Linked DNA regions of Homo sapiens: region 2 is linked to region 1. A link is a loop called in an ENCODE intact Hi-C map of the cell type or tissue named here. Cell type or tissue: heart left ventricle. All regions are shown on one strand. Each heading gives the region's core, and the rest is flanking DNA. Links, peaks and the distances in the headings are about the cores only.

Region 1 (5,383 bases), core at 275-5,274:
ATCTTGGCTCACCACAACCTCTGCCTCTCGGGTTCAAGCGATTCTCCTGCCTCTGACTTCTGAGCAGCTGGGATTATAGGCATGCACCACCATGCTCGGCTAATTTTGTATTTTCAGTAAAGATAGAGTTTCTTCATGTTGGTCAGGCTGGTCTCCAACTCCCGACATCAGATGATTTGCCTACCTCGGCCTCCCAAAGTACTGGGATTACAGGCGTGAGCCACCGCACCTGGCCGTGGCATGGCATCTTATCAGAGCATGGAGATTGAGACTGGGGGGCACTGCATAGACCTATCTCTACTCCTAGAGGAAAGAGGGTTAACCAGGGCCCCTTAGAGGATACTTGAAAACATTCTACAGAGAAAAGCTTAGTAAATATCAAAGCAGTTTTCTTTAAAACATGGAAGTTTTGGAAACCTGAAGTTTTTTTTTTTTTTTTGAGATTAGCATCACATAGGCACAAATGAAATTCTTTCCCAAAAGCAATCAGTGCCAGTTTACTGCAATTAACTAAGAACTGCAAACTGCAAGCCGCTGAGAAGCCACTGAGTAGAAGTACTGGGCCCAGATGTTAAAGATCCAGAGGCAATTTAAGCAGTGCTAATAGCAGTTGTGGAAGCTGAGACAGCTGCTTTACTTGTGCCTAAGTGTTCATCATTTATTAACTATCTTCTCTATACTGCACCCTTTAAAATGTGTGCAAATGTTACTCATAAATTGTTTAACATTAACATTTTGTGACTTTAATGGGGTGATGCTTTGTTTATTTAGGCCCAATTAATATATCTTTCGTTTGCCTGTAACTAGGGGAAGCCTGGCTGATTGAATCACACGCCGTGACGTCAGACACTGCTGTGTGGCTGAGCCCACCGAATTCCAGACAGAATCTAGCAGGAAACACATCACTTCTTGAATACCAAAAATACCAGCCTTACAAACTAAGACATGAAATGGTGGCTTGTAGCACCAAGTTTCATTTGTAAGTCCTTGTCCCCACTCCTAGGATTCAGGGACTACCCAGCACCTCTTATGGCTCCTCATAGGAAGTGACTCTTGGATTTCTGGCCCATCACTCATCCTCATTCCTGTCCCCATGTCCCCATCTCGTGTGTTCTTTCTCAGGATCCTGCTGGATGGCCAGCTGGCTTTGCTAATTTTGAAAGTGTGGGAAAGGTTCAGATGCTCTTGTTGGTCTAAGAAGTGTATGCAGAAACATTAAGACACATCCAGTCTGAGTCCACAGGAAGTTGGCAGCAGTCCCGCAGGGAGTATTGTGAGCATCTGTTATATTTAGGGGTCTGTTTTAACAAGTAACTTCATGGCAACTTCTATAATATTAAAATTATCAGGGTTGGGGGGCATTGTTTTGGACTAAACTTGTGTACTAGGCTCTAACAGATCAGAAAAACCAAAATGGAGTCCCTCTTGCTACATGGCATGTGGTAATCAAACTGAAACTTTAAGGAAGCCAGTAGATCCCAAAACAGACCATTTTCTTTCTCCTCAAAACAGGAGATTCCAGCATAATAAGGAAACCCCCTCAGCTTTAACCTTTACAAAAAGGTAACCTGAAGTAACCTGATGTTAACCCATCAGCCTTTCCCTCTATTTTTCATTTTCCTTATTCCCACCTTATAAAACTCACTGTTAGGCTATTTTCCAGTGGGATTTGAGACCAGATATGTCCACTTACAACAGTGACAGAATGATATCAATGCCTAAAGCTTTGGTCAACCTCTCAAAATTGTTAAATTAAGTTTAGCCTAGGCCGGGCGCGGTGGCTCATGCCTGTAATCCCAGCACTTTGGGAGGCCGAGGCGGGTTGATCACCTGAGGTCAGGAGTTCGAGACCAGTCTGACCAACATGGTGAAACCCCGTCTCTTCTAAAAATACAAAAATTAGCCAGGTGTGGTGGCAGGCGCCTGTAATCCCAGCTACTCGGAAGGCTGAGGCAGGAGAATCTCTTGAACCCAGGAGGCAGAGGTTGCAGTGGGCCGAGATGGCACCACTGCACTCCAGCCTGGGTGACAGAGCAATACTCCGTCTCAAAAAATATAAAATAAAATAAACAAAAAATAAAAAATTTAGTCTAAAGCCTCCTCCTTACATATTTTTAAGTTTGACCTAAAAGCTTTTCTGTGCATAGTGAACTGCAACCTAACTGGATGTGTAAACAGGCTGTAACCTACTCGTATAACAAGTAGCTGAGTCAGCCAATCACAGATGGTCAATTGTCCCACCCATGTTCAAATAAGGCAAAGGCCCAGTTGTTTCTATACCTCACTGTGTCTTCTTTTTTCTGTCCTTTTTCCTTTTTCTGTCCTTGAATGTTATCTGTATTAGTCAGGGTTCTCTAGAGGGACAGAAATAATAGGATATATATATATATATATATATATATATATATATATATATATATATCCAGTCTAGCCTTTTCAGGTTTTTCTGCCTGCTTTCTATTTATATTCTGGCCACACTGGCAGCTGATTCTATGGTGCCCACCCAGATTGAGGGTGGGTCTGCTTTTCCCAGCCCACTGACTCAAACGTTAATCTCCTTTGCCGACACCCTCACAGACACACCCAAGATCAATATTTTGCATACTTCAATCCAATCAAGTTGACACTCAGTATTAACTATCACATTATCCAACCACGTGGCAGTCTTGGAGCTGCTCTGAACCTATTCTCGTTTTGGGGGCTGCCCGATTTTCAAATTACTCCTTGCTCAATTAAACTCTGTTAACTTATTTAAAGTTTTTCTTTTAACAATACTTTTAAAATTAGAGTCATCACTGATTCTAAGTAAAATACAGTTTAATCTGGAATTAAGGCATACAAAGGAACAATTTATATACACTTAAAAAATTGCTGCCATGATGTATTGAGCTGCATTATTTTTGCAGTAGGCAGCCTCCAAGATGACCCCCAAGGACCTGGGCTTCCTGGTTTTAGACCCTTGCATAGTCTCCTCCTATGTTGTTCTTGAGTTGGTCTGTGGGACCAACAGCAGCATACAGCACAAGTAACACATCATTTTCCAGATTAGATTTAATAAGATTGCAATTTCTGTCTTAAGCACTCTCTTCCATTTTTGCTAGTTTGTTCTCTCTCTCTTTCTGTTTCTCTCTCTTAAATCACTGCTCTGGGAGAAGCCAGCTTCTGTGTCATAGAGAAACTTCCCAGCCTGTGGAGCCAGGCCCATGTAGTAAGGAGCTGAGGCCTCACGCCAACAGCCAGAGAGGATCCCAGCCAGCCAGCAACTTCATGTGTGAGCTTGGAAGCCGATTCTCCAGCCCTAGTTGAGCCTTGAGATGACTGCAGCCCTCACTGATGGCTGGACTGTAATTTTGGGAGACTCTGAGCCAGAACCATCCTGCTAAGCCATTCCTGGATTCCTCAGAAATTGTGATATGAAATAACACTTTTTTATTTTAAGATGCCAAGTTTGGGGGTATATAATTGGTTGAATAATGTCCCCCCCAACCCAGAACATCAAAATGTGACCTTATTTGGAAACAGATTTTTTGAAGATGTAATTAGTTAAGATGAGGCCATATTGGAGTAGGCTGAGTTCTTAATCCAGTGACTGGCATCTTTATTTATTTATTTATTTATTTTTATTTTTATTTATTTATTTATTTTTGAGACCGAGTCTCACTCTGTCACCCAGGCTGGAGTGCAGTGGCGCGATCTGGGCTCACTGCAAGCTCCGCCTCCTGGGTTCACATCATTCTCCTGCCTCAGCCTCCCAAGTAGCTGGGACTACAGGCGCCCGCAACCAAGCCCGGCTAATTTTTTTCTATTTTTTAGTAGAGACGGGGTTTCACCGTGTTAGCCAGGGTGGTCTCAATCTCCTGACCTCGTGATCCACCCGCCTCAGACTCCCAAAGTGCTGGGATTACAGGTGTGAGCCACCACGCCCGGCCTGACTGGCATCTTTATAAACAGAGAGGACACATAGAGATGCAGGCAAGAAGGCCACAGGATGACAGAGGTGGAGATGGGAGGGATGCAGCTGCAAGCCAAGTAACCCCGAGGACTGCTGGGAGCCACCAGACGCATAGAAAGAGCCAAGAGGTGCATAGAAAGAGCCACCAGGCACAGGGAAAGAGCCAAGGAGAGATTTTTCTCCAGAGTCCTCAGGAGGGAGCATGGCAGGCTGACACCTTGGTTGCAGGCTTCTGGTCTCCAGAATTGAGAGATAATAATTTTCTGTTATTCTGAGTCACCCAGTTTTTTTTTTTTTTTTTTTTTTTTGGTAATTTGCTATGGCAGCCCCAAGAAACTCATGCAGTGCAATCTGTGAGGCAGCAATGGATAACAAATACAATTAGGTGACCAAATTACTCTTTTACAACATTCATTGACTTCTCAATGACTACATATGTGGAAAAAAAAAAAAACACTTGTTTCTTCAGGACACTTATTATTTTTCCTTTTTTTTGGCAACTTTGCAAAATTTCCTCTGGAACTACCTTCTTCCTCAGGACAAGAGGAATCAGATATGCTAAGATATAATACGTCCCAAGTTATGTAAAGCACAGAGCTTCATACACAGAACCTGTGGTGCTACAGCTCTATGTCCTAAAACACAGCAATTCTGATACGTTTGATTTTGCCGATCTCCATCATAGAAGGGGAAGGAAGTACTGTGCTACTTTTATAATTGTGTGCACTGTGATAGGGAGTGTACATTTTGACTAGACATTAATGATACCAAATTATCTGCTAGGAATTGTATATACATGTGATTGGAAGAATTTTCCATAGACTAGCTTCTGACTCTGTAGGCTTCAAACTTCATTTCTCCTCTGCTACACACATGCTTCCAGTGCTGCTCATTTTCATGTCATGATATGAACTCTGACCTTTCATCTTTGTGTTGTAAAGCTGAACGAGTCAGCACAGTGGGTGACAGCAGTGTTCCTGGAAGCCATCCCTACACCAGGATGGCAGAAATGACTTAATATACATAAAAGTGACCAATAGATACATAGAAAAGCTCAAAGTCAATATCCCTGGCTCCACTTACCCTTAGCAGATCCCTGAGATGCCCTTTCCCTGGGAAAGCAGCACTCTCTTTTCTTAGGCATTATTGGCTCTAGGATGATGGAAGCACACTGCTGCCAGTGGCCATTTCTGTCACGCTGTGAAGAAATTTTGCCGAGAACAAAGCATACCCAAGAAAAGCAGAATTAAGATAAATATTTTGAGAGAGTGAGATTAATTTCTAATGACATCCCTAGATCTTTGTGACTGACCAAGTTTAGTTTTCCAGTGACATGAGCCAATACATTTCCCCTCTCCTGTTTTTGCTTAATTCAACTTGAATGGTCTGTCTGTTCTGCGTTTTTCACTGTGGCATCCCAATTTCTAGAAC
Region 2 (5,383 bases), core at 228-5,227, 51 kb before region 1:
TTCCTTTTTCTTTTGAATTATAAATGATTTCTATTAGCAAAATGTATACCTTCTTTTCTTAAACTCATATTCATGTGGGAGCTGTTTGGGAGGGACACACACTCTTTAAGGCTTATACAACGTGAATTTTTAGCAGCAGAGCCTGCCAGAGTGGGTGGAAAGCCCAGGGCATGGATTAATTTTTAAGATGTCTAGAATACTAAAAATAAAAATAAGAAAAATGTAGAAATAAGTGTAGATGTGCTGAAACAGAGTTTCAAAAACTGTGATGATTTTAAATGTTTACCTTGAACAAACTGATACCTTAATACACAGTATATAAGAACAGAAAGTAAAACTTCATTGTGACATTATGTCAAAGGCTTGAATTTGAGATCTTTGGTGCATGCAGGGTCAAGGCCAAATTAGGCTCTGCCTGGAAACCATGTAGAGGATGTGGAATTATTGAAAAAAATCAGAAAATATGCAGAGAGGATTTTGGAATTTCTGGTCCAGGGGATTTTCCATGTCTAAAGTGAAAACAAAATAGTTTTCTTCTGTTCCAAGAACTTTATTTAGAACTGTTTTAAAAGGGGCCTTTCTCTGAAACATTTCAATACAAAACCACATTATTTTCTCATCCTATGACTCTATGTCTTCCATTCCCTAGGTTTTGACTAATTTAAGGTCTTAAAATAGACGTTTCAACCCTTTTTAGTTAATAATTTTCTATTTTAACCTCATCATCTAGCCTTTCATCTTTGACTTGGCCCGGTAAAACGTAGCAAGTCAGAATTTTACTTCCTTCCTGTGCCCAAAAAATATAAAGAAAATCCTTGAATACCCATGTTTTTGGGAAGTCCAACCTTAGCCAAAACTGGGAGCTGTTTGCCTTTCTTTGGAGAACCCGTCCTGTAGAAAGAATGAGCTGGGCGGCATCCCTGAAGTACAAGTCAGGAGGACTTGTTCCTGGACATTCCCTTGTCTCCAACTAACTTGGGTGAATTCGCCACTCTGTGCTTCATTTTTTTTTTTCATGGCATAGTACAATGCTCACGTGGAGGATGAGGGCAGATGTGAAGTAATTAAAATATTTCTGACAACATGGCAGACTAGCTGACATGGGGAAACCTTCCCTCCACCACTGTCACATAGAAAATCTAGATAATATGTGGCAGCAATTTAAAATATACAACCATGTTTGTTTGTTTGTTTGTTTTTTATTTTTTTTTATTTAAGATGAAGTCTCACTGTGTCACTCAGGCTGGAGTGCAGTGGTGCAATCTCAGCTCACCGCAACCTTTGCCTCCTAGGCTCAAGCAATCTTCCCACCTCAGCCTCCCAAATAGGTGGGGCCACAGGTGCATGCCACCATGCCTGGCTAATTTTTTGTATTTTTGGTAGAGATGGGGTTTCACCATGTTGCCCAGGCTGGTCTCAAACTCCTGAGGTCAAGAGATCTGCCCACCTTGCTTCCCAAATTGCAGGGATTACAGGCGTGAGCCACCACACCCGTCCATTACAACCAGCATTGAAAAAAGTAAGGGAAATCTTCTAGTTCTCAATGTGAAAAGAAAACTCAGAGCCAGAGTAATAACTGTGGCTGATGTTGCTAGAACGGCACATAGGTCCCAGGATCTGGGGTCTTGGGTGTGGAGGCCCATCTGGAGATAGGACATGGGACCTCAGGCCAAGTTTAGGCAGGACACTATGACTAGAATTGTCGGATTTAGCAAATTAAAATACAAGATGGCTGGTTAAATTTGAATTTCAGATAAACAATGAATCATTTTTTAGGGTAAGTATGTTCTACAAGTTGAAAGGAACATATTTATGGTAAAAAAAAAAAAGGTTGTTTATCTGGAATTCAAATTTAACTGGGCTTCCTGTATTTTATGTGGTAATCCTGTGACAGAGTCTTGTCAATAATCTCTGGAGCCTAGGAGAAGGGGTGCCTCATCTGTGAGGAAGGGACTATGGAAAATACTGACAATTGTTATGAAGAGGAGGAAGGAAACTTGTAGTTGGTCTATGGCTGTGGGTGGGAAAAATGTGTTTCCCAGGCATTTACCATGAGTAGATGTAGGATTTGGGAGATACAGAAATCTCATTCTAAGAAATTACCATGAAATCTGGTCCAGGACAATTGAATCCTTAGAATTTCACCAGAAACAAAGTGCCATGTTGGGCTGTTTCTACGATTTAGGTACACAGGTGTATGGTCAGATAACAAGCTCTGCTAAAGATGAACTCTTAATACAAAATTAAGAACAAAATGAATCACCCTGAAGGGAAACCTGAAGATAAAATAAATAGAGAAATCACAATCCAAGAACTGGGTTAATTTAAAAACTCTGAATGAGACTATGAAATAAGTATTGTCTTGATGTGTTTGGGCTGCTATGACACAATACCGCAGACTGGGTGGCTTACAAACAACAGACATTTATTTCTCACAGTTCTGGAGGCTGGAAGTCCAAGATCAAGTGGCCCACAGATTTGGTTTCTGATGAGGGCACTCTTCCTGGTTCATAGAGGACAGTCTTCTTGCTATGTACTCTTATGGCCAAAAGGGTGAGGGAGCGCGCTGGGCTCTCTTTTATAAAGACACGAATCTACCAAAGGCTCCACCTCCAATGCCATCATGTTGGGGATTAGGATTTCAACATATGATTTTTTTTTTTTCGGGGGGGACTATAAACATTTGGCCTAATGCAAGTATCTCTTAAATGTCAGAGACATAAAGGAAGGAATAAAACAGAAGACTATTTTGTCATTAGAAAAGACCAGGCTTATTTGTAAAAGAACCAAATAGAAAGTGTAGAGATTAAGAATATATTTGTTGACATTAACAACTCAAAGGGACATGTTAAATAGCAGATTAGACTTCTGAAGAAAACAAGTAAACTGAAAGAAATAACTAAGGCAATCACCCAAAATGCAGCACAGAGAAATAATGAGATAGAAAAATATGACATAAAGAGGAGAAATTGAAGTAAGAATGAGGTCACGTGCATTTATGTATTCACACATGTATTGTTTTGTTCTACCCAAGTGGTGGCTGGAGTCACCCCAAAAGCAGTGCTGGGGAGTTCTCACAAGAGAGTGCCCCAAACCATCCTGAGATAGGGCTCATTGGGATTCCAAAGAAAGGAGCACTAAATGCTAAGGTGACCAGTCCAAAGCATTTATCAGGGGAACTTGTGTACAGAGTGGGCTGCAGCAATCCTTCCCATGAACAGCGAGAGGAAAGGGATGTTCTACTTAGGTATGTCAGCAGCAAGGGGGTCAGGGTATGGAGTTTATATGAAGGTTTAAGGAATTTGGCTCAGGTTCAGGACCAGTTTCTTTCTAGTAAGCCTAGATACCTTTAACAATACCTGGGAATGTTCAAGGCCCTGCTTAGGGTTAAAATCCGCTGGGAAAAAACTGCAACTGGCCAGGTCACATAGCAGTCAAGGCACTCTGTGGATTTTGGTTAGGACCCAGAAATAAAAGTGAAGGTAGGGGTTGGGAGTGTGTACCAGGGCACCGTACACATCTATATTGAGGAAGGCATAAGGAAAGGAGAGAGCAAAGCAAGCAGGGATACAACTGCTAAGACATAGTAGACATTGTTTTTTTTAAAAAGGATAGACCCCAAAATATAGAGCCTTAAAAGAGATAGAAATTTATTTCTTTCCCATGTAACAGTCCAGATGTCAAGGGCTGATAGAGTGGCTCTGTTACTCTCAATTTGCGGCTTCTATTTTAGGATCCCACATGGCTACTTTAGCTGTGTCCCTCAGGTCTGCATCCCAGGCAGGTGCAGGAGCAGGGTAGTTTGCAAGGAAGGCAGAAGGGACATACATGCCCATCTTTTAAAGATACTATCCAGAAAACACACATCATTCAAGAATGAGGCAAAAATAAAGGCATTTTCTGATAAATAATTCAAAATAGACCCTGGCTGAAAGAATTATTAAAAGATGTACTTCAGTAAGTTGAAAATTGAATACAGAGAGGTGTGGGATGCAAGAAATAATGGTAATCTCTTCTCTGTATAATATTCTTGAACACAAATGCACTTAAAAATTAGTTTCAAAATACATAAAGCAAAATGTGATAGGATTATGATGATGAGAGGTGTCATAGAAAGCACATTAGATTACATAGCAAAAGATTTGGGTTGTGGACTCCACTTGATACTTTGTTATTCAGAGCTTTAGGTTAGACTAGATCTTTCTATAATTTATACTAACTTTAAAACAACTCAAGCACAACTCATTAGTTTTATGACCTTATGGTATACTCTTTTTGCATCAGAATATGGGCTTGAGATTATGACAGTCCAGGTACAAATCTTTGCCCTGTCATTGACTGACTTTGTCATCTTGAGCAATTTAACCTTTAAGACATAAGTTTCCACATTTATAGGAAATATAACTGTATTAATCAAAGTTCTTGGCTCCAAACAACAGACGCTGATTCTTGTTGAATCAATAGAAAAGCGTTTTATTTAAAAATATTGGGTGGATCACGGGACTGTTGAGTGAACTGGAAAACTGGGCTTGAGAATAAGCCTTGAGGAATAATATCCCAAACTAAACAGCAGATTTAATGGAAAAATGCTGCTGTTCCACAGCTATTGCTTTTATCTCCAAAATACCCTATTGTAAACCCTGGGAAACAGCCACCACAAAAAAATACCAGATACCTCTGCATCCCCTTCACCATCAAATTTGCAAAGATTCAAGGTCCTTTTTCTGCAGAGCCTTTTTCTTCTTATTGCTTCCTTCTGAATCAAAAACATTTTTAAAAATAAATTGGTGTCATTTTATTTTTTATTTATTTTATTTTTTATTTTTATTCTTGAGTCTCACTCTGTTGCCCACGCTGGACTGCAGTGGCACAATCTCAGCTCACTGCAACCTCTGCCTCCCAGATTCAAGCAATTCTCCTGCCTCAGCCTCCCGAGTAGCTGGGATTACAGGCGCCTGCCACCATCCCTGGCTACTTTTTGTATTTTTAGTGGAGACAGGGTTTCACCATGTTGGCCAGGCTGGCCTCAAACTCCTGAACTCAAGTTTTCTGCCTGCCTCGGCCTCCCAAAGTGCTGGGATTACAGGCATGAGCCACTGCAGCTGGCCTTGAATCAAAATCTTATAATGATATGGTGTCCTTGATTGACACCAAGTAATTCATGTCCCTGAATCCTAGCTGCAAGGGCAGCTGGAAATTTGCATTGTGAATCCTATATAACAACTCATAATTTGGATATGTCTCCAAATATAGAGAAAAGACTCAAAAGATGATAGGCTCCCATGGGTAGAATAGATGCTTACTATAATAGTAATAATAATATCTACTCTTCTGAATTTAAACTTCCTCCTGTGTTTGGAGAATGTACCATTTTTTGTCTTGT

What was found. Hi-C counts contacts between places; a loop is a spot of excess contacts. Peaks named below come from ENCODE experiments on the same cell type or tissue, not always from the same donor. Only the 100,000 strongest peaks of a DNase experiment are listed, where the experiment ranks them.
Region 2: it touches region 1 in a loop (2.8-fold over the local background); 6 of 110 quality-filtered maps call a loop at or near these places.

Annotation. Positions count from the first base shown.
Region 1 is chr1:182,721,241-182,726,623 of GRCh38, reverse strand. It overlaps a transcript of RGS8 not described here. Among named protein-coding and RNA genes, the nearest start is that of LINC01688, 11 kb to the right of the region's middle. In heart left ventricle, for the core only: no CTCF peak of the experiment used is centred there; a DNase peak (open chromatin) is centred at 3,223.
Region 2 is chr1:182,772,584-182,777,966 of GRCh38, reverse strand. No RefSeq gene overlaps it. Among named protein-coding and RNA genes, the nearest start is that of NPL, 14 kb to the left of the region's middle. In heart left ventricle, for the core only: no CTCF peak of the experiment used is centred there; no DNase peak of the experiment used is centred there; H3K27ac peaks cover 1,051 bases.